2 separate regions of the Homo sapiens genome follow, and region 2 is linked to region 1. A link is a loop called in an ENCODE intact Hi-C map of the cell type or tissue named here. Cell type or tissue: IMR-90. All regions are shown on one strand. Links, peaks and the distances in the headings refer to the core of each region. The heading gives the core; the rest is flanking DNA. Region 1 overlaps KCP (kielin cysteine rich BMP regulator). Region 2 has its middle 16 kb from the start of IMPDH1.

Evidence for each region. Peaks named below come from ENCODE experiments on the same cell type or tissue, not always from the same donor. Only the 100,000 strongest peaks of a DNase experiment are listed, where the experiment ranks them.
Region 2: it touches region 1 in a loop (8-fold over the local background); 14 of 110 quality-filtered maps call a loop at or near these places.

The regions. Positions count from the first base shown.
Region 1 is chr7:128,874,382-128,884,246 of GRCh38, forward strand. KCP (kielin cysteine rich BMP regulator) reads right to left here. Exons shown (of 40, transcript NM_001366122.1): 29 at 9,621-9,741; 30 at 7,556-7,635; 31 at 7,245-7,344; 32 at 6,616-6,704; 33 at 6,238-6,340; 34 at 6,005-6,147; 35 at 5,532-5,704; 36 at 5,337-5,448; 37 at 5,141-5,242; 38 at 4,177-4,341; 39 at 3,103-3,409; 40 at 2,484-2,930. The coding sequence ends at 2,662. Among named protein-coding and RNA genes, the nearest start is that of SPMIP1, 13 kb to the left of the region's middle. RefSeq lists a silencer at 9,254-9,548 and enhancers at 9,294-9,403, 9,854-9,865. In IMR-90, for the core only: CTCF peaks have their summits at 5,855 and 9,392 (motif pointing left); no DNase peak of the experiment used is centred there; H3K27me3 peaks cover 496 bases.
Region 2 is chr7:128,421,340-128,431,204 of GRCh38, forward strand. No RefSeq gene overlaps it. Among named protein-coding and RNA genes, the nearest start is that of IMPDH1, 16 kb to the left of the region's middle. RefSeq lists a silencer at 4,553-4,712. In IMR-90, for the core only: CTCF peaks have their summits at 4,623 (motif pointing left) and 6,141 (motif pointing right); no DNase peak of the experiment used is centred there; H3K27me3 peaks cover 348 bases.

The DNA.
Region 1 (9,865 bases), core at 1,866-9,865:
ACTGGGCCTGGGGTGGCCAGAAGAGGCCCAGCTCCACACCAGTCAGCAGTTCCAAGTCCCACAGGAGCTGCAGGAAGATGGGGTGCCAGGGCGTGAGGGGGCACCCACCCTGGCCTCAGCCACACCCCCAGCCAGCCCTTACCTGCTCCTGGGCCCGCCGGCTCCACTCCATCTGCAGCAGTACAGGGGGCAGCTCCAGCCCTGGGGGATACCCGCGGCCCTCTTGCACCTGGAGGGGCAAGATGGTGTCAGGTCCCCGCCTGTCTCCTTCCTTCTGAGGCAGTGCCCCTCCCTCACCTGCCAAAGTGCAGCCCTGAGCTGGCCTGGGCTTGCGGGGCACCAGAAGAGATACTGGTACAAAGCCAAGGCCTGTCTGGGGCTGCAGGGGAGCCCTGAGGCCCCCGGGGTGGCTGCCTGCACCATGCGGAGCCTGGAGGGAAGCGGAGGACAGGAAACCAAGAGCCAGGAGCAAGGAAGGACAAAGGCTCTGATCTCAATCATGCAGGGCCTGACACCTGAGCCCTGGCTGGACGGCGGCCAAGCCTCATAGACTCTGACCTGTCTCTGAGATGGCTTTTATGGCCCTACAAGTGGCAGCGTGGAGTGAGCAGTGTGACCCCGAAAGAGGGAGGTATACGCATATGCTTGTTTACAGCCCCCAGTGAGCATTTGTTTGACATATACTGTACAAGCATACATATGCACATCAACCACACAGCTGCATTATTTGGGCACACAATATGCCCAATATGGGTAGCAACAGCAGCCGCTACCAACAGTTTAGCTTGTGCGGGAATGAAGATGCTTCGTACATATAATCCTTCCTTGCAGCAACTCTATGAAGCAGGCTCTATTATTATCCCCACTTTATAGGCAAGAAGACTGACTCAGAAAGCAACTTCTCCTAGGCCAAGTGTGGTGCTTCACATCTGCAGTTCCACCACTTTGGGATGATGAGGTGGGAGGATGGCTTGAGCCCAGGAATTTGAGACCAGCCTGGGTGACATAGCAAGACCCCACCTCTTAAAAAAAAAAAAAAAGTTAGCCAGAAGTGGTAGCACGCGCCTGTAGTCACAGCTACTTGGGAGGCTGAGATGGGAGGATTGATTGAGGCTGGGAGGTCAAAGCTGCAGTAAGCTGTGATCGTGCCACTGTATTCCAGCCTGAGTGACAGAGCAAGATCCTGTCTCTTAAAAAAAAAAAAAAAAAAAAAAAAAAGGAATAGCTTGTCTTAACATGTGGCAGCATTTTTTTCTTCTGGAGATGGATGGATGTGATACCCTCTGGGAAGACATGGTCCCGGGAGCCCAGGCCGTCCATCAGCAAGAGGCGAGTGGTAAGAGGCCCTGCCCCAGCGAGCACTACCCACATGCTTATCCATGCTGTCCACCTAGTAAGTGCTGTCCATGCATCACTGTTCATTCCCCAACACATACCAGACGCTTGTTACTATCATCCTCATCTCGCAGATGAATAGACAGGTCATTTAAGTTATCTAATCAGGAGAGGGGCTGAGTGCAGGAGCTCTGCCATCTTTACATCCTGCCCTGTCGTGAGCAGATTTGCCTGCTGGCTACTTTGTCCCCATTCCGTGAGAGAACAGAGCAGACCCTCCTCTTGGCCAGAAGAGAAAACAGCGTCAATGAAAGAGCAATCAGGCTGAGTGGCCTCCAATTCAACCTGGCGCTCTTTTGCGTCCTTGCCTGAGCACAAAGCCCTTCACTCCCTGTTGGAATAGCAGGGAGCAATGAGGATGGAGTCCCCTGACCTCATGACCAAGGTCCCTAAAACACCAAGGTCACAGAGCTGGTAGGCAGCAAAGAAAACTTGAATTCTGGACTTTTTCTATCTCAAAACCCATGTTCCCTCCCTACAGTGACGTCTTTACATGCTGCCAGTGTCTACTGCCCATATGTCTGCCCAGGGTGGGTGTGGCTGTGAAGGCAGGCAGGTATGCATTGCACGTGCTTATCTGGGTTTCTGAGGGATGTGTGTTTCTGTGTGCACACGCAGGTACATGTCCACACTGCATTGTGGTCTATTGCTTCTGTTTCTCACCCCAGGCATAGGGTCCCTGTGTCACTAGCTCTCAGAGTGGCCCAGAAGGTGCCTGCACACTCAGTATCCCCAAGCCACAAGGAAGGGGGAGGCCATTCTCTGATGCAGCCCCTTCTCCGTGGTTCCTCAGCCCCTGCAGGATCCCACATGGATCCACAGAAGGTACCACATGGGGCCACACGTCATGCCTGCTACACAGAATGAGCACAGGGCTAAGACCAGGGCACCAGGGTCCTCCTTCTACCCACTGCAGGGTTTCCCAGACAGCACCAGGGAGTGGCTGGGTGGGGCAGCCCAGGCATGCAGGTGCAAGGAGTAAGCATGGTGCCGTGATTCTGCGGCCACTGATCACTGGACCCCATGTTCCTGGCAGCCCAGCCTCTGTCCCAGCACCAGGAGGAAATACACACACACACAAGGAAGCCTTCGGGCAGGCCTAGAGTTTACTGCTGGTGACTCAACATGGCGGGGGTCTTTGCAGGGCAGGGGCCCAGGCTCCAGTGTCCAGGCAGGGCATTCTCTCCATAGCCCTAACCAGGGTGGGAACTGCTCGCCAAGGGGAGACTCCTGGCCTGATGAACCCTTATCAGGCACTGTCCTGGCTCAGGGTGTCTCCTGGGGCTCCCGGCTGGGGCTGGGCCGAGCACCAAGTGGCTGGTCTCCAGTGAGCAGGACTTGGGGGCAGGCCTCGGGTGGGATGCAGTGGGCCTCATGCTCCACCAGGCCTGCAGGGCACTGGCAGCCGGGCACGCAGGGCCTCACGCAGTGGGCTGCCAGCTCCCCCAGGGGGATATGCTGATTGAAGCAGGTGCGGGGACAGGGTGGGCCGCACTCATCAAACACGAAGCCACGCTCCAGGGGGCAGCCTACCACTGCAGGGGGAGTGGGAGGCGGGGTTACCAAGGCACCTGAAACTGCCCCAGTTGCTGTGCGTACCCCTGCGAGACTCGCCATACCCGGCCTGGTCCTGCCCTGAGCCCTCCGGGCTGCCCTTCTTCTCTGTGCTGAGCCTCCCCCAACCTGCAGCGGGCATCACCCCCTCACCACACAGCGTGGGGCCTCGCCAGGTAGGTGTCACTCCTGCCTGGCGACAGTGACTGGCGTAGGCTTCCAGGGCATCACAGAGGCAGGCATCAGCGGAGGAGCCAGGGCCACAGGCACACAGGTCATACACACAGGCGGCAAAGAAGGGCTCCGGTGGCACCACAGCATGGCAGCGACTGAATGGGGAGGACTTCAGCACCCCACACCGGGCATTGGCCTCACGCCTGGCACGGTAACCTGCTGCCCGGCACGGATCCACCTCTCGGCCTGCAGAACAGGGCCGGCCAGGCCACAGCCCCTCTGAGACCTGGGTGGGGAGAGCAGCCCTGACGTGACAGCACCACTGGCAGCTGGCCTCTGCATGCCGTGCTCTTCAAAGCACTTCCCACCCAGTCATTTGCTTTAGTCCCCAAAACCTCCCTAAAAGAACAGCAAATGAAGTACTGTCTACCTTCTTTTTGTCCCCATTTTACAGAAGGACAGACCAAGGCCAGAGTAGGTCAGCACTTGTCCAAGGTCACACAGCCAGTGAGTGGCAAAGCAAGGCTTGAGGGTTCAGGTAACAAGCCTTCTTTTTTTTTTTTTTTTTTGAGACAGAATTTTGCTCTTGTTGCTCAGGCTGGAGTGCAGTGGCACGATCTCAGCTCACCACAACTTCCACTTCCTGGGTTCAAGTGATTCTCCTGCCTCAGCCACCCGAGTAGCTGGGATTACAGGCATATGCACCACCAGGCTGGGCTAATTTTGTATTTTTAGTAGAGATGGGGTTTCTCCATGTTGGTCAGGCTGGTTTCAAACTCCCAACCTCAGGTGATCCACCCACCTCGGCATCCCAAAGTGCTGGGATTATAGGCATGAGCCACCCTGCCCGGCCAATGAGGCCTCTTTTGACAAGCCACCCTACCTCTCCAGCACCAAGACAGGCAAGAAGCCCCCACACCTCCCTGAAAGCCCAAAAGCCTATCTTGTGTGACTTCGCCCCCCTTCCCTGCTTTCCATGCCAGAGGGTTGCTCTGAGACTCATGCTCAGCTGCGTCTCCCCTAATCCCCATCCCCGGTTCCTGTACCACTCACCTGCCAGCTATTCCCAAACGCAGCCTCCGAGGGCAGGAGCAGCCCCTCAGGGCCCTGCAGATCGTCCTGGGCAAAGCCATTGAAGTTCCCACAGAGCCCACAAGTCCGGCCCTGGTAGGAGCCAGGTACGCTCACCTCCACCTGGGACTGCCCATCCCACAGCACCTGTGTGGAGAGGCCTGAGACTGGGGAGCAGGGAAGGACAGGGGCCTTAAGAAGCCCAGGGTCCATCATGGCCCCAGGCACTGTGTTCAGTGCGGCCAGTGCTGTAGGGGAGGAGAATGGACAGGTGGAGGCTCCCCTTGGAAGAAACACCACCCTGGCCAAGGCCAAGTGGATACATTCTGTGCCAGCCCTGGGCAAAGACAGATGACAGGAGGAGCTGCCCACAGCTCCTGCATGAGGGCACCTTCTCCTGCTGCCATCCCTGCACTGGGCCCCAGGTGAAATGCAACCCCCTTCCGGGGATTCACTTTCTCATGGGCATTCGGGCCTTGCAGAGGACAAAGCACAATTAGGGTCCGGATTAGAAGTGTACACCCTTATTCTACGAATTTACGAGTTGTGTTTCCTGCTGGGGGCAGGGGGCAAATTACTCTTCCACATGAGAGTTGGAAGGAACCTGAGACACCCCCCCAGGAGACTTCAGCTGACATCCTCCCCACTGCCACTGACCCTTCCCATTCCCCACTTTACAGACGAGAAATCTGTGGCCCAGAGGAGGCTGGTGGTGGCTTAAGAGGCTGAGCCGAGATTAGAAATCGGGCTCAGAACTCAGAACTCCTCTGACTGCCTGGGGAGATCTCTGACCCTGATCCACCTCCCCTCACACCCCTGTACCCCACTCCTTGCCTTTTTTGGCTAGGAGGTAGCTGGCATCCCCACCCCCTCTACAGATACAGAGGCCTAAACAGGACTGAAGCTCCCAGCAGGCAGCCCACCCAGACTCGCCCTGGAGCCGCACCTGGAGCCCGGGCTGGGCGTGCAGGATCACAGTGTGTCCTCGCAGCTCCACATACAGCAGCGGCTCCTGCAGGAAGGGCAAGGCCACCGGGTGCCCATCCACCTGGAGGATAAAGGAGGTGGGAGGAGGGGTGATGTCGAGGCACATGGGTGGACAGCACAGGATCCACCTTCCTCCACTCCTCGGCTTTGCTCACCGTGACTGCCCCGTCCTGCAGCAGCCGCACGGCCATGTCTCCCAGCAGCACCGCCACCTCCTGGGTCCAGGCCACACCGCTCCGGCCCCGGTCATCATTGGTCACGTGCACACTGTGGGCAGGAAAGTCCCAGGTGCCAATGGTCAGCAGGGCTGGGTGTAGGGGTTGGGGAGAAGAGAGACAGGGGATGCACACCTGAAGTCCCCGCTGTGGCAGTCCTTGGCCAGCACATAGCTGCAACTGCCCTGGAAGTGCAGCAGGCGGCCGTCGAAGGTGCGGTAATGGGGGTCTCCGAAGGCCATGCAGGAAGCGGGCCGAGGCAGGCAGCGGGGGCAGCAGCTGCCAGGACTCAGGGCAGGGGCCTTGTCCTGCACTCAGCCCCAGACACTGTCAGACACACCGCCCTCCCCGCCATGCCTCTCGCAGACCCTCCCAGAAAACCAAGCATCTCCCAGGAGTCTCCAGGGATCTCCAGGACTCTGGCTCCCAGGCTCCCTGTGAGTGAGGTCAGGGCACCACATCGTGGTCGCACTGGGAACAGCACTGTCCCCAGCTCCCAGCTGGCGGCAGGAGCCCAGCCTCCCTCTCTGATGCCTGGTCACACCAGGATGGCGGTACCATGTGCCCCCACCCTGACCCTCCCCACCATTTTAGATTGCGGCACTCACGGGGCCACACGAGAGCGGTGAGCAGCGCTGGCTCTGGCAACGCACGGTGCCCGCCATGCAGGAGCAGCTGGTGCAGGTGTCCACAGTCCAGCGCTCTCCAGAGGCCACCTCACGGCCCTGGTGCACGCAGGACTGGGTGGGAGCTGAAGGGATAGGAGCTGGGAGGGTCAGCTGCTCCTCCCACATGCCCAGAAGGTCTGGCTTACCCCTCCCCCATCACCCTGGCTGCGCACCTTGGCATCGCTCACAGCAGCTGTCAGCCTGGGGCACCTTCGCCCAGCCATGGGGGCAGGAGAGGGCCTGGCACTCCTCGAGGTGGCACTCCACATGGCCCCGCTGAGGACAGACATCATTGTTCTGGGGTTTTCTGCAGGGCCGGAGTCCCCAGCCTCATGCTTCTGGGGGCCTCTGGGCATGGACTTCTGCCTGCCCCTCCCACAATACATTCTTCACAGTTCAAGAGGGGAATGAAATCCAGCCTTCGGCTCCATGCCCCGGTGCAGGGATGCCCCTGACCCTTAAAGACCCCATATCTGCTGGTGGAGTGTTGGACACTCCTCCCTTTATCCATCTGCGAGATCCTCCACCCTCCCAGGCCCACCCCAGCTCACATGGCAGGTGCAGGCGATGCACGCATTGCTGGGGTCCCGCCAGCTCTCTCCATCTGCCACTCTCCGGCCCTCGGCCTCCACCACACATTCTGAGGGGGGAGACATGGGATGGGCAGGCACTGTCCCTCCTGCTGTATCCTCCCTCCTTGGAGCTTACCCAGCATTTCACGGCAGGAAAGCACCCACTCCGTGTCCCTACCACCCTGATGGTGTTGATTTCTTCAGCCAATATCCACAGGGCCTATTAGACATCAGGCCTCACATCAGAGCTCAGGATGTCTCTAGGGTCCTAGGAGCCCAAAGGGCCAGAGGCTGGAACCCCACTCTGGGCCAGCTGCCCGCTCAGCAGTGCAATGCCCTCTTCATGGGCCTGGGGATCCTGAGCCCCCTGACAGGCATCAGGCCAGACCTTGAGAATCTAGGCTTCATCCCAGCTTCCCCCTGCCTCATGGGTCTCTTCTCCACCTCAAGAACAGCCCCCCTCCATTTCTAGAAAAGAATGAACCCTGCATTCTGTTCTAGAAACCGAGTACAAACCCTGGGCTGCCCGCTTGGCCCATGAATGCCTCCCCTTCCTGTGTTCCCCCTGGGCTCCTCTCTGAGGGTGGAGGCCAAGGCTGGGCACTTACCCCGGCATACGGGGCAGCAGCTCCCAGGGGGAGTGTGGCGCTCTGAGAGGGGACAGCTGAGCTCAGGACAAGCCTGGTGGATGCAGAGCCATGTCAGGTCCTGCCCATGTGAACACAAGAGGTAGAGAATGGCAGATCTCAGGGAGCTGGTGGAGGAGTAAGGCATAGGCAGGATGTGACAGTCAGGACAAGTGGGCAAATGTCAGGGCGAATGGAGAGCCCTGGAGCTGCTGCGGGAGAGGAGTGGCAGCCACAGCCCACAGAGAAGGAAGAAGAGGGGCTCTGTGAGTCCCCAAGGCAGGAGGGCTCACCTGGCACTGGCACGTGTAGCAGGGGTCTGGTGGGGCTAGCTCAGATCCCAGCAGGCCCTCTGAACAGTTACTCAAGGCCTCTGTGAAGACAAGAATCCAGAGTGCGGGACAGAAAGAGGGGCACAGGGCTGGAAATCCCAGCTGTCCCCATGCACTGTGTCCCCAGGTTTCTAACTCGAACTCCTGAGCATACCCATATCCCAGCACCTTGACTCCAGGGAGGATAAGTCCTCTTTCTCTTCAATTCAGTCAAGTTTACACGTTTTAAAAGAAACTTTGCTAGGCTATTATTTGGGGCCGGGTGGGGGTGCAAGGTGACTGGAAACAGACCAACCATGGCTTCCTTAGCCTGAGGTCACTAAAAATGGCCAGTCTGCGGCCTGCTCTCCCTCCCGCTATCTGTAATACAGTGTGGCTACAACTGCGCAGGGAAGCACACAGCCAGGCATCCCGGGTTCGAATCCTGATGCCAGCACTCAGTGCCTGTGCTTATTAGGTTGGATTAATCCACCTCTCTGAGCCTCAGTTTCTTAATCTGTAAAAAGAGATTAATAATACTTCCCTCACTGGGTAACTATGAAAATGAAGCGAGAGACTTTATTAAGAGCACCAAGTACAGTCTGTGGCATGGAACAGGTGCTTAATCAATGTTAGTCTTCTTCCCTTCCCCTGAAGCACCCCCTAGCAAGTGTTGATCAGAGCAGCCCTCCCTGATGGATGCCAGGGATGACTGCACAGCATTATGAACGTATTTAATACCACAAACTGTACACTTAAAAATGGTTAGGATTGTACATTTTAGTGTCTTACCACCATAAAAAACAAACAAACAAACAAACAAACAAAAAACAGAAAAGTCGGCGAGGTGGCTCACACCTGTAATCCAGCTCTTTCGGAGGCTGAGGCGGGTGGATCACCTGAGGTCAGGAGTTCGAGACCAGCCTGGCCAACATGTTAAAACCCCATCTCTACTAAAAATACAAAAATTAGCCAGGCTTGATGGCGCATGCCTATAATCCCAGCTACTCGGGAGGCTGAGGCAGGTGAATCCCTCGAATCCAGAGGTTGCAGTGAGCCGAGATTGTGCCACCGCACTCCAGCCTGTGCGACAAAGCGAGACTCCGTCTCAAAAAAACCAAAACCCAAATAAAAAAACCAAATTGGAGAAAATAGGATTATCATTAAAAAAAAAAGTATGTTTTTTCTTTCTTTTTTTTTTTTTGAGACAGAATCTCGCTCTGTTGCCAGGTTGCAGTGTAGTGGCACCATCTCAGCTCACTGCAACCTCTGCCTCCCGGGTTCAAGCTATCCTCCTGCCTCAGCCTCCCGAGTAGCTGGGACTACAGGCATGCCCCATCATGCCCAGCTAATTTTTGTATTTTTAGTAGAGACGGGGTTTCACCATGTTGGCCAGGATGGTCTCGATCTCTTGACCTTGTGATCCTCCCACCTTGGCCTCCCAAAGTGCTGGGATTACAGGCGTGAGCTACCAACCTCGGCCTGTTTTTTCTATGTAAGGATAACGTTCACCTGTATTGCAAAGGTAGGTTATCATTTCAGTGTTGGTATAGGACCAGAAACAGAAAAAAATTCCCTCCACAACAAATGTAAAATGGCTGTGTTAGGTAAACAACTATTAAATCCAGGAGACAGAAATTGGCCATCTTTCAATATTTGTAATAAAAATAAAACTGTTTCTTTACTTTTCCCCCCAATCTTAATAAATTTTTACTCTAACAACGACAACAAAAAAAGCTCGCCCACCCCTGTGGCTGGGCTACCCCCTGCCTGCCTGGGCCTCACGTCTCAGCACAACTGTCGCCCTGCAGCGCCACCTGCTGGCCAAGATGCTCCACAAACTGCACCCAGCTGCGGAGAGGCAAAGGGTTCCTGTCAGCTTCCCCAGTTCCCTTAGGGATGGTGCAGCCCTCGCCGGCCAGGCATAGGGTTCCAGAACAGTCCACTGGAGTCAGGAAGAATCTGGGGCTGGGACTGGTGAGGAAGGGCGGCAGGGGGTGGCAGCCCTAACCTCATATCTCATCTACCCCCACATCCCTGGACTCACCGGCACAGGTGGGACAGCAGTGCTGGGGCCCAGGGGGCAGGAGCTGGCTGGGGGGGCAGCCCACCAGGCTGGGACACTGCCGCCGGTGACAGCGAAGGCTGGGAGGCCCCTCAGGCTGTGGCTACAAGAATGAGTGAGCAGCGGTGGGTCCTGGGCCACAAAAACCCAGAGCTGCCCTTGGCCGGGACTTCCGGCCCCTCCCTCTGCCTGCTGCAGCCTCTTCCGGGACATGTCTTGGGCCCTGA
Region 2 (9,865 bases), core at 1,016-9,015, 450 kb before region 1:
GGCAGGGAGGTGGAACGGGGCTTCCTTCTCAAGGTGGGAGAGAGGGAGGAGAAGGGTAGGGTCCCAGCCACATGACAGGTAGTCACAGGCCCACCTCATTCCCCCAAGCCTCCCTCCATCCCCAGGCATAGCCTCCCACTTGCCTGATCAGTCCAAGGGCACATCTGAAAGTGACACCTCCCCACCCTACTTCCAGGCCTTGAGACCTTGTTGGTTCCCACAGCTGTTCTATCTCCCTCCTGCCCAACCTACTCCCTCCCAGGAGCCAATACCTGGAGAGGAATTCCCTGTGCTCCTGTTTCCACCCCTCGGTCCTCAGGGTGGTTGTGGGTGTGAGTGGGTGCCCAGGGTTTCCTGCCTGGAGACCTGGGTCTCTTGGCTGATCCCCAGGCCCTCCTGCCCTAGGCCTCCAGCCCCATCTAATTAATTACCTGAGGCCAGGAGCTGTATCCACAGCACTGCCATTCCCCACCCCTCCCCCCACCCCCGCTCAGGTGCCTCTGCAGCTCAGCCCAGAGCCACCTGTGAAGTGGGGAGGGCAGGCAACACCTCTACCCCCTTGAAGGTACAGAGGTGGGCCTGATGACCCCAGGCCATGTGAGATCTCATTGGGAGCACAGGAAGCACTCTTCACTGCTCCTTGTCACCCTTCCATTACAAGTCCCATGTGGTTTTTCACCCTATCCCACATCAGGGCTGTGGAACCCTTGACATAATCCTACCCTACCTTCCAGGCAGGCCTAAAAGTGTATATGTGTGTGGGGGGGGGGGGATATGGTGTGTGGGGGTGTGTGTGTCTGTGTTTGTGGTGTGTGGGGGGTGTGTGTGTGTATGTGTGTGGTGTGGTATGTGTGGTGTGTGTAGGGGTGTGTGTGTGTATGTGTGTGTGGGGTGTGTGTGTGTGTTATGTGGTGTGGTGTGTAGGAGTGTGTGTCTGTATGTGTGTGTAAGTGTGTGTAGGGGGTGTGTGTGTGAGAGAGAGAGAGGGAGAATGGATGCCCTAGGACTTCTTCTCCCTGCATACACTGAAAAAAGAGAAAAGGACTTCGTATCTGCAGTCTTTTTTGTTTTTGTTGTTTTGTTTTGTTTTGAGACAGAATCTCCCTCTGTTGCCCAGGCTGGCATGCAATGGCACGAACACAGCTCACTGCAGCCTCAACCTCCTGGGCTCAAGTGATCTTCCTACCTCAGTCTCCGAAGTAGCTGGGGCTACAGGGACACACCACCATTCCCAGCAATTTTAAAAACTTTTTTTTTTTTGTAGAGCCACAGTCTCACTATGTTGCCCAGGCTGGTCTTGAACTCCTGGGGTCAAGCAATCTGCCCACCTTGGCCTCCCAAAGTGCTGGGATTACAGGCGTGAGCCACTGCACCTGGCCTGTAGTCTTGACATGCTGTGAGATACTGTCCTGTTCAATTTCTAGCCAACAATATCAAAAAGGATTCTCCTCAGACTGAGAGCGGATTTAGGAAGAGGTTTAGAAAGCTTCTGTCACCACCGACCTGCAACAGAGCAAATGTCTGTGGCCCCTAGCATCCTGAGCCAGCAGGGGAGGGTCTGGGGTGGGATATGTGTGACAAGCCCACTGCATGCATAGCTACTATGCCACTGTGTCCCTGAGTGCTGGCATGGGAGCCAGGCCTGGCACCTATCCTGGCATTGGCAGGCGGGAGGAAGGAGGCCTCGTGAGCAGATGGAGGCTTCTGCAGCAGCTCTCTCTCTGCAGGGCCCCTCTGCATGAGTGTGTCAGCTTCCCCTGCCCTGGCCCTGACCCTGTCACATCTCGGCCTCAGTTTCCTAGTGGTTTACACCCTTTTTTCTGAAGATTGTCATTGCAGTGGAATATATTAAATGCTAGGTGAGGTAACCAATGAAGTAAGTTACTTAAAAGTGCTTTGAAACGTGTCAACAACTACACAAACACAAGTCATTATTCTATTTTTTTTTTTTTTTTGAGACGCAGTTTCACCCTTGTCACCCAGGCTGGAGTGCAGTGGCGCAATATTGGCTCACTACAACCTCTGCCTCCCGGGTTCAAGTGATTCTCCTGCCTCAGCCTCCTGAGTAGCTGGGATTACAGGCACCCGCCACCACACCCGGCTAATTTTTGTATTTTTAGTAGAGATGGGGTTTCACCATGTTGGCCAGTCTGGTCTCGAACTCCTGACCTCAGGTGACTTACCCACCTCGGCCTCCCAAAGAGCTGGGATTACAGGCATGAGCCACGGAGCCCAGCCAATCCATTCTCTTTCTACCACACCTACTGCTCCTTAAATGATTCATTTACTCCACCTTAACTGAGAGCACAGTGCCAGGTGGCTAATAAATCCAATCTACCAGTTGGATAGCCTAGGTTATGCTGCAGTAAGAACAGCAAAAACCTAACTCACTGGCATAACATAACAAAAATTCATTTCTCATTTACTCTGCATGTCCATTGTGGGTCAGATGGGGCTACTCTAAAACCCAGGCTGATGGAGCAATCACTATCTGGAACCGTGCCATTAGCTGTGGCAGAGGGGAAGAGAGCTCTGAAGGTCTCACAAAGTCAATAAAATGCTCCAGGCCAGCAGTGATACCATCAATTCCACTTAATCCCATTGGCCACAACTACTGTAGTCCATGGCCACACCCAATCACAAGTGACCAGGGAATACAATCCTTTCAAGTGGCCAGAAGGCAGAGAGGAGGAAAAATTTGGTGAACAGCTTTAATGTGTACCATGTGTATTACTAATTACTGTTGATGATTTAGAAGATGCAGGGCAACACTAAGTGAAAAGGGTGCTTATAAAGGGTTGCATTATTATTATTATTATTTTGAGACACAGTTTCACTCTGTCACCCAGGCTGGAGTGCAGTGGCACGATCTCGACTCACTGCAACCTCCGCCTCCCAGGTTCAAGTGATTCTTCTGCCTCAGCCTCCTGAGTAGCTGGGACTACAGGCGCATGCCACCATGCCCAGCTAATTTTTGTATTTTTAGTAGAGATGGGGTTTCACCATATTGGCCAGGCTGGTCTTGATCTCCTGACCTCGTGATCTGCCCACCTCAGCCTCCCAAAGTGCTGGGATTATAGGCGTGAGCCACCGTGCCCGACCATAAAGAGTTGCATTATTACAAAGATTAATCCCATCCAGGATCTTCAACAACCTCTTCACAGTTGCCACAGAAAGCCTTGGTTGGGTGCAGAGGCCCAGCAACTACACAGGCCCTTCAGCTGTCCTTTCTTCTAGATTCAGGAAGAGCCCACATGGTTTATAAACATAGTTCCCATTAAGTCCAGCAACAAACAGGCTGGAAATCCAACTCTTATGCCCCTTACTCCATTCCTTGGATTCATATTCTTATTGCAGCCATGCCCTAATTCCACTTCTGGGAGTAGGTGGCAGGTACCCCCCTGGACCTGAGGTTCATCATGCTGTAGGGCAAATCATGTGGGATGGAGCAGGGAGCTGTGGGAAAAGATATTCCTCCATAGTCCTGCCTGAGGCTTTGGAGTAGATCCCAGAGAGTCCCTTGGCCAAAGTTATGGGGACTAGCTGAGTGATGTGGTGAATGTCCATGAGCTTGGCAGACAGAAGCCTGGCTGAAACCCTTAGTTCCTTCCATATTAGCTATATGACCATGGACAGGCATTCTGGGTTGTTTCTTCCTCTGAAAAATGAGGATGATAGTGACTTCTGTTAACATGCTATGAGGAACAGCAGTTTATTAATATTAAGTAAACACCTGGCACATAGCAGTTGCTTCATAAAGCTATTATTACCATGATAGTTGAAGCCAAACAGCTGCCCTGAGAATTTTCATACACACTCTGCAGACATGAGCTCTGGCAGCCTGAGACTTGGTTTCACTTGACCTCGGGCTGTGTTCAGAGTGAAAGGATGAAGTATTATTGTTAATTCACTAAAACTAGTGTTTTATCTCCTAACTATTGGAATGATTTCATTGTTATTGTTTTCATTACATGTGCACACCTAACTTGCATGGATGAAATATAAGCCTAGTATGAATACAGATGTCATAATCAAAGACAAAATGGTGATTAAAAAGAAGAAATCTAGAGAAATTGTTTTGCTAAACTCTCTTACCGAAGAACCTTAAGCACATTAAAAATTAGCTTTAGGCCAGGCGCGGTAGCTCACACCTGTAATCCCAGCACTTTGAGAGGCCGAGGCGGGCGGATCAACTGAGGTCAGGAGTTCGAGACCAGCCTGACCAATATGGTGAAACCCTGTCTCTACTAAAAAATACAAAAATTAGCCGGGCGTGGTGACAGGCGCCTCTAATCCCAGCTACTCAGGAGGCTGAGGCAGGAGAATCGCTTGAACCTGGGAGGTGGAGGTTGCAGTGAGCCGAGATCGTGCCATTGCACTCCAGCCTGGGCGACAGAGCAAGACTCCATCTCAAAAAAAACAAAAATTAGCTTTAATTTTTTAGTTTTTACAACATGGCCTTAATTTTAATCTTGAGTTTGTAATTACTTTGTGTACCATGGTACAGTGGCTAATAAAAATAAGTTAAATCTGTAAACAGTCACATAAACTTTTTCAAAGCAAATTGGCTTGGATGGCTGCACCTGAATCCATGTCGGGGGGTGCTGAGACAAGACTGCCCCCTTCTGGGACTCTCCAGTACTGCAGTGACTCCTTGCTCAGGCAGGCTCTTTGCCTTCATTCACTGGAATGGGGCCCTGGTAGAACCGGGGCCATCCCTTTCTGTCTTCACAGCTGTGGGCCTCTCCATGGTGTTCAGACTGCTAGAGGACAATGGTCTTCAAGTGTCTTGGGTTTTCAGAAGCCTTTCTGGATCTCTCTTTGAGGAAAGAGGCCGCATCTACTCCTCAACATTGCCTTACATTGGTATAGGCTACCCAGTTTAAAGAACAGTTTCAGCTGGGCGTGGTGGCTCACGCCTGTAATCTCAGCACTTTGGGAGGTCAAAGTGGGCAGATCATGAGGTCAGGAGTTCATGACCAGCCTGGCTAACATGGTGTAACCCCGTCTCTACTAAAAATACAAAAATTAGCCGGACGTGGTGGGGGACATCTGTAATCCCAGCTACTCAGGAGGCTGAGGCCGAAGAATTGCTTGAACTCGGGAGGTGGACGTTGCAGTGAGCTGAGATCGGGCCACTGCACTCCAGCCTGGTCGGACAGAGCAAGAATCTGTCTGGGGGGAAAAAAAAAAAAGGAAAAAAGGACAGTTTTACACTCATTATTTCACATGTCATCATAATCCTGTGACTTAAGATGAGACACAAATGATTATCCTCCTTGTACACGGAAGAATAAAGGTTAAGAGACAGTAAGTGGCTTGCCCAAGAGCACACAGCCAGTAAATGGGAAAGAAGTTCTAGAACCCAGGCCTTTGGATATGGGGTTTGCATTCTTTCTTCCTAACCATAATAAAAATATTACCTTTATTTCCACAATATTCTATTTACTATGTGGTAGGTCAGTGATTTTCAACCTTGCTGCACACTAAAATCTCCTGGGGTTCTTAAATAACTCTCCTATCTGGGCCCCTCCTCCACCAATTACATTGAATCCGTGGGTGGAGTTCCAGACATCTGTGGGTTCATTAGCTCCTCCAGGTGTTTCTAATGTACAGCACCAAGTGCCATGTGTGGGGGCTTTATAAACACCTTCTCATTTAAACCTCCTCACAAATCCCATCAGCTAGGTATACCAGCCACGTGCTGATAGGATACGTAAATTGCCCAGCTGACCTTAGATAGCCCCTAATACCACAATTCCCAAACTGTTCACTAAGGTGTTCCAAGTCTCCACAATGGATTCACAGAGATTCCACATGATATTTGAAAAATATCAAGGAAAGTCCAGGTGTGGGGGATCACGCCTGTAATCCCAGCACTTTGGGGGGCCAAGGCGGGTGGATCACTTGAGGTCAGGAGTTCGAGACCAGCCTGCCAACATGGTGAAACCCCGTCTCTACTAAAAATACAAAAAAAAAAATTAGCCAGGTATGCTGGCAGGTGCCTGTAATCCCAGCTACTCAGGAGGGTGAAGCAGGAGAATTGCTTGAACCTGGGAGGCAGAGGTTGTAGTGAGCCGAGACCGGGCACCAAGGGAACTATTGTGTTAGCTTATGGTAGTTCACCATTTTTACAGTAGATGGCGATGCATTCCTTCTAATGACATAATATCTTTGCAAAACTGGATTTTTCAGCCTGAAAATCGGCATGGAATAGGATATCAGTGTGGTGGTGGTCAATCTGATTCCCAAGTTGGGGAAGTAGTACAGTGCCCAATAGGCATAGCTATCCCATTAGTAAGTAACTGGTAATTTAAGCAAGAAACAATTTTTTTTTCTATTTATGTGCATTATCTTTTTAAATAGCCAAGTTGTTAGGACATAAATACTTATTAAGTTGTTTGGACCTAACAATTTACTTGAAGGTAAATTTGTGGTATTTTTTTTAAAGGCATTGACACACAAAGGGCACCTTCCTAATGCCGAGGCCACATGACAAAGGGGCAGAAGTAGGATTTGATCAGTCTGACCCGAGCCCAAATATTTAACCATTTCTTTGAACTGCGCTCAATCAGTGATTTTCTTCTGTGCCCTGTCCTGGATGCCAAACCCTCAGCATTGAGTTAGGGGTCAACCTGGAAATGACAGAGCAGACATAAATTAAACACTACTGTCAAGACCATAAGTGAGCACAATGTCCTTTGACAAATTACATAACATCCCTGAATCTCAGTTTCTTCATCTGTAAAGCTGGATGACAAAATTACACTACAGGGTTGTTGTGAAGATTAAACAAGCTAAAAATCATCAAGTGTCTGGTTTAGAACAGGTACTCTGTTAAGAGTTTATTCTCTCCCTTTCTCCCCTCCTCACTTCCATGACAGACCTGAAGACATGAGGGGACACAAGTGTGCAAGTAGGTGTGAAACACACACACACACACACATGCAACCACCAGACTGCCTATACACCATCCTCAGTCTCAAACATATTGTTAATGCAGATATACTTACATGCATACATACATATATACATACAATCACAACACCTTGGCTGATTAAATAAGCACAAAAACAAATAGAACAATGAAGCAAATAAAATAAGCTCTTGAACTTGCTCTCCTTCCTCCACGTCCTCCATTGGGAGATCCTCTGCCAGCCTCAAGTATTGTGCAGGCTCAGTCAATCCACATCTGCCTACCTTCCCAGTTGCCCATTATGTCACTGTACATATGCCACTGGACCAAAGAGACACTCTAGACCTAAAAATGCCTTCCATTTCATCTCCACACATGCACACACCCCTACTATTGGTTCTCTTTTTTTTCTTCCTCGAGATGGAGTCTCACTCTGTCACCCAGGCTGGAGTGCAGTGGTGTGATCTCGGCTCACTGCAACCTCTGCTTCCTGGATTCAAGGGATTTTCCTGCCTCAGCCTCCCGAGTAGCTGGGATTACAGGCATGTGGCAACATGCCCAGCTAATTTTTGTATTTTTAGTAGAGACGGGGTGTCACCATGTTGGCCAGGCTGTTCTCGAACTCCTGACCTCAGGTGATCCATCCACCTCGGCCTCCCAAACCAAAGTGCTGGGATTACAGGTGTGAGCCACCACACCCAGCCCTACCATTGGTTCTTAACAGCAGCAGTTCCAGAACAGATTATCACCACCACCCCCAGGTGTTATTTGCAGGAGGAACACCTATACCCGCCAAGGTGTTTAGGTTTTCATCTTTTTTTTTTTTTTTTGAGACATGGTCTCACTGTGTCATCCAGGCTGGAGTGCAGTGGTAAAATCATGGCTCACTACAGCCTCGACCTCCCAGGCTCAAGTGATCCTCCCACCTTAGCCTCCCAAGTAGCTGAAACTGCAGATGTGTGCCACCACATCCTGCTAATTTTTAAAAACAATTTTCTTTTTTTTTTTTTTTTTGTAGGGATGTGGGTCTCACTATGTTTCCCAGGCTGGTCATGAACTCTTGGGCTGAAGTGATCCTCCTGCCTCAGCCTCCCAAAGTGTTAGGATTACAGGTGTGAGCTACTGTGCCCAGCTGGCTTTCATCTTTAGATATTATTTCTTTGGGCTTGAAGGCTTTTATAAAATAGACCTCTCTCTACAAGAGGTAAATCTTATGTCTCACTCAGCAGATGGTTGAACTCTAGGTCAGCTACTGAGGAGGAAATAGAAGAAGGAGTGTCCCTAACACATTAATCCCATAAATATCTAGTGAGCATCTACTATGTGTTAGGCACAGGGGCATGGACATGAACAAGACCCAGTCACTGCCCTCAAGGCTTTTAATCTAATGAAGGACCAAGGCTAGGAAACAGGTGATTACAAGTCCCATGTGATGTATGCTAATCCAGGAAGGAATTATGGGAGCACAGAGGAGGGACACTGAACTAAGACTCAGAGCATTGGCAAAGACTTCCTGAAGGAAGTGACGTCTAGACCGAAATTTAAAGGATGAGGAGTTAGGACCACGAAGGAGGTATGACCATTCCAAGTAGAGAAAACAGAACAGCACAGGAAAAAAGTCCAGGGATGAAGAAGCATAGTGTGTGGGACGTGGGTGCACCTCAACACAAATGTGGGGCATGGTTAGGACCACTTTTTTTTTTTTTTGAGACAGAGCCTTGCTTTGTCACAGGCTGGAGTACAGTGGAGTGATCTCGGCTCACTGCAACCTCTGCCTCTTGGATTCAAGTGATTGTCCTGCCTCAGCCTCCCAAGTAGCTCGGATTATAGGTGCCCGCCACCACACCCGGCTAATTTTTGTATTTTTAGGAGAGATGGGGTTTCGCCATGTTGGCCAGGCTGGTCTCGAACTCCTGACCTCAAGTGATCCACCTGCCTCAGCCTCAGGAAGTGCTGGGATTACAGGCATGAGCCACAGCACCTGGCCAGGACCATTTTTTTTAAGTCCAAAATTTAGCCAAAAATTTTCACTTAAAAACTAATCACTGAGCTTTGGAGCCCATGGTGTGCAAGACAGGAGGTTGGGGTGGATGCGGCTAGAAATCCACTCTCAACATGCTTGTCATCTAATGTCCACGTGGTGGCATGACATCCAGGTATGATGCCCCAGGCCAGGACTGATGCCCACCCCTGTCCCCACCTTGGGACCTTGAGTGACCTAATATAAAACACCAACCTCACCACCATCTTTACAAGTTGTTATAAGCAAAATTCATCAGAATAGAAACTCCCCCGTCCCAAAGAGACACTGCTTCCAAGAAGCCTTTCAGCTCACCAGTCCTTGACCTGCTTGTGACCAGAGCAAGACCTATTCCTTTCCCAGCTTTTGGGAAAGACTCAGTCACTTCAGCCCACCCACCTAGCCCAGGTTGCTGACCTCATGGGTGAGGGTGGAGACCTACCTGGAGAGGGACCTTTCACCTATTTCCCTGTTGCACCTATAGGTCCCTAAAGGGTGCAGGAAGGCACCTGCATATGGCAGTCAGGCTGTCACACAAAGACTCCTCTCGGGCCCTGGGGGAACTGGACTGGGCTCTACCATCCTAAAGGAGTTTACAATTCTGTCTAGTGTCAGGGGTACCTGGCATTCCTCCTCAGGGAGCCCTGGGCCGCACCAACAGAAGGCACAGGTCATGATGTGGTCACCTTCAGGAGGCGGGAGTGGTTGCCTCCCTGAGTTCTGGGACCATCCCTTTTGGAGGCCCCTCCACTTGGAGAACAATCTACGAGACCGCAGAGGCACCCACAGACCCTCCAGCTAGGACCTGAGGGTGGCTTCTGAGATGACCGGGAGACTGTTCCTGGCTATGGGACGGGGCATACTTGATAGCCCCAAATCACAATCCCTGGCAAAGGAGCCCACCCGCCCCAGCTCACGCCCCCGCCCCA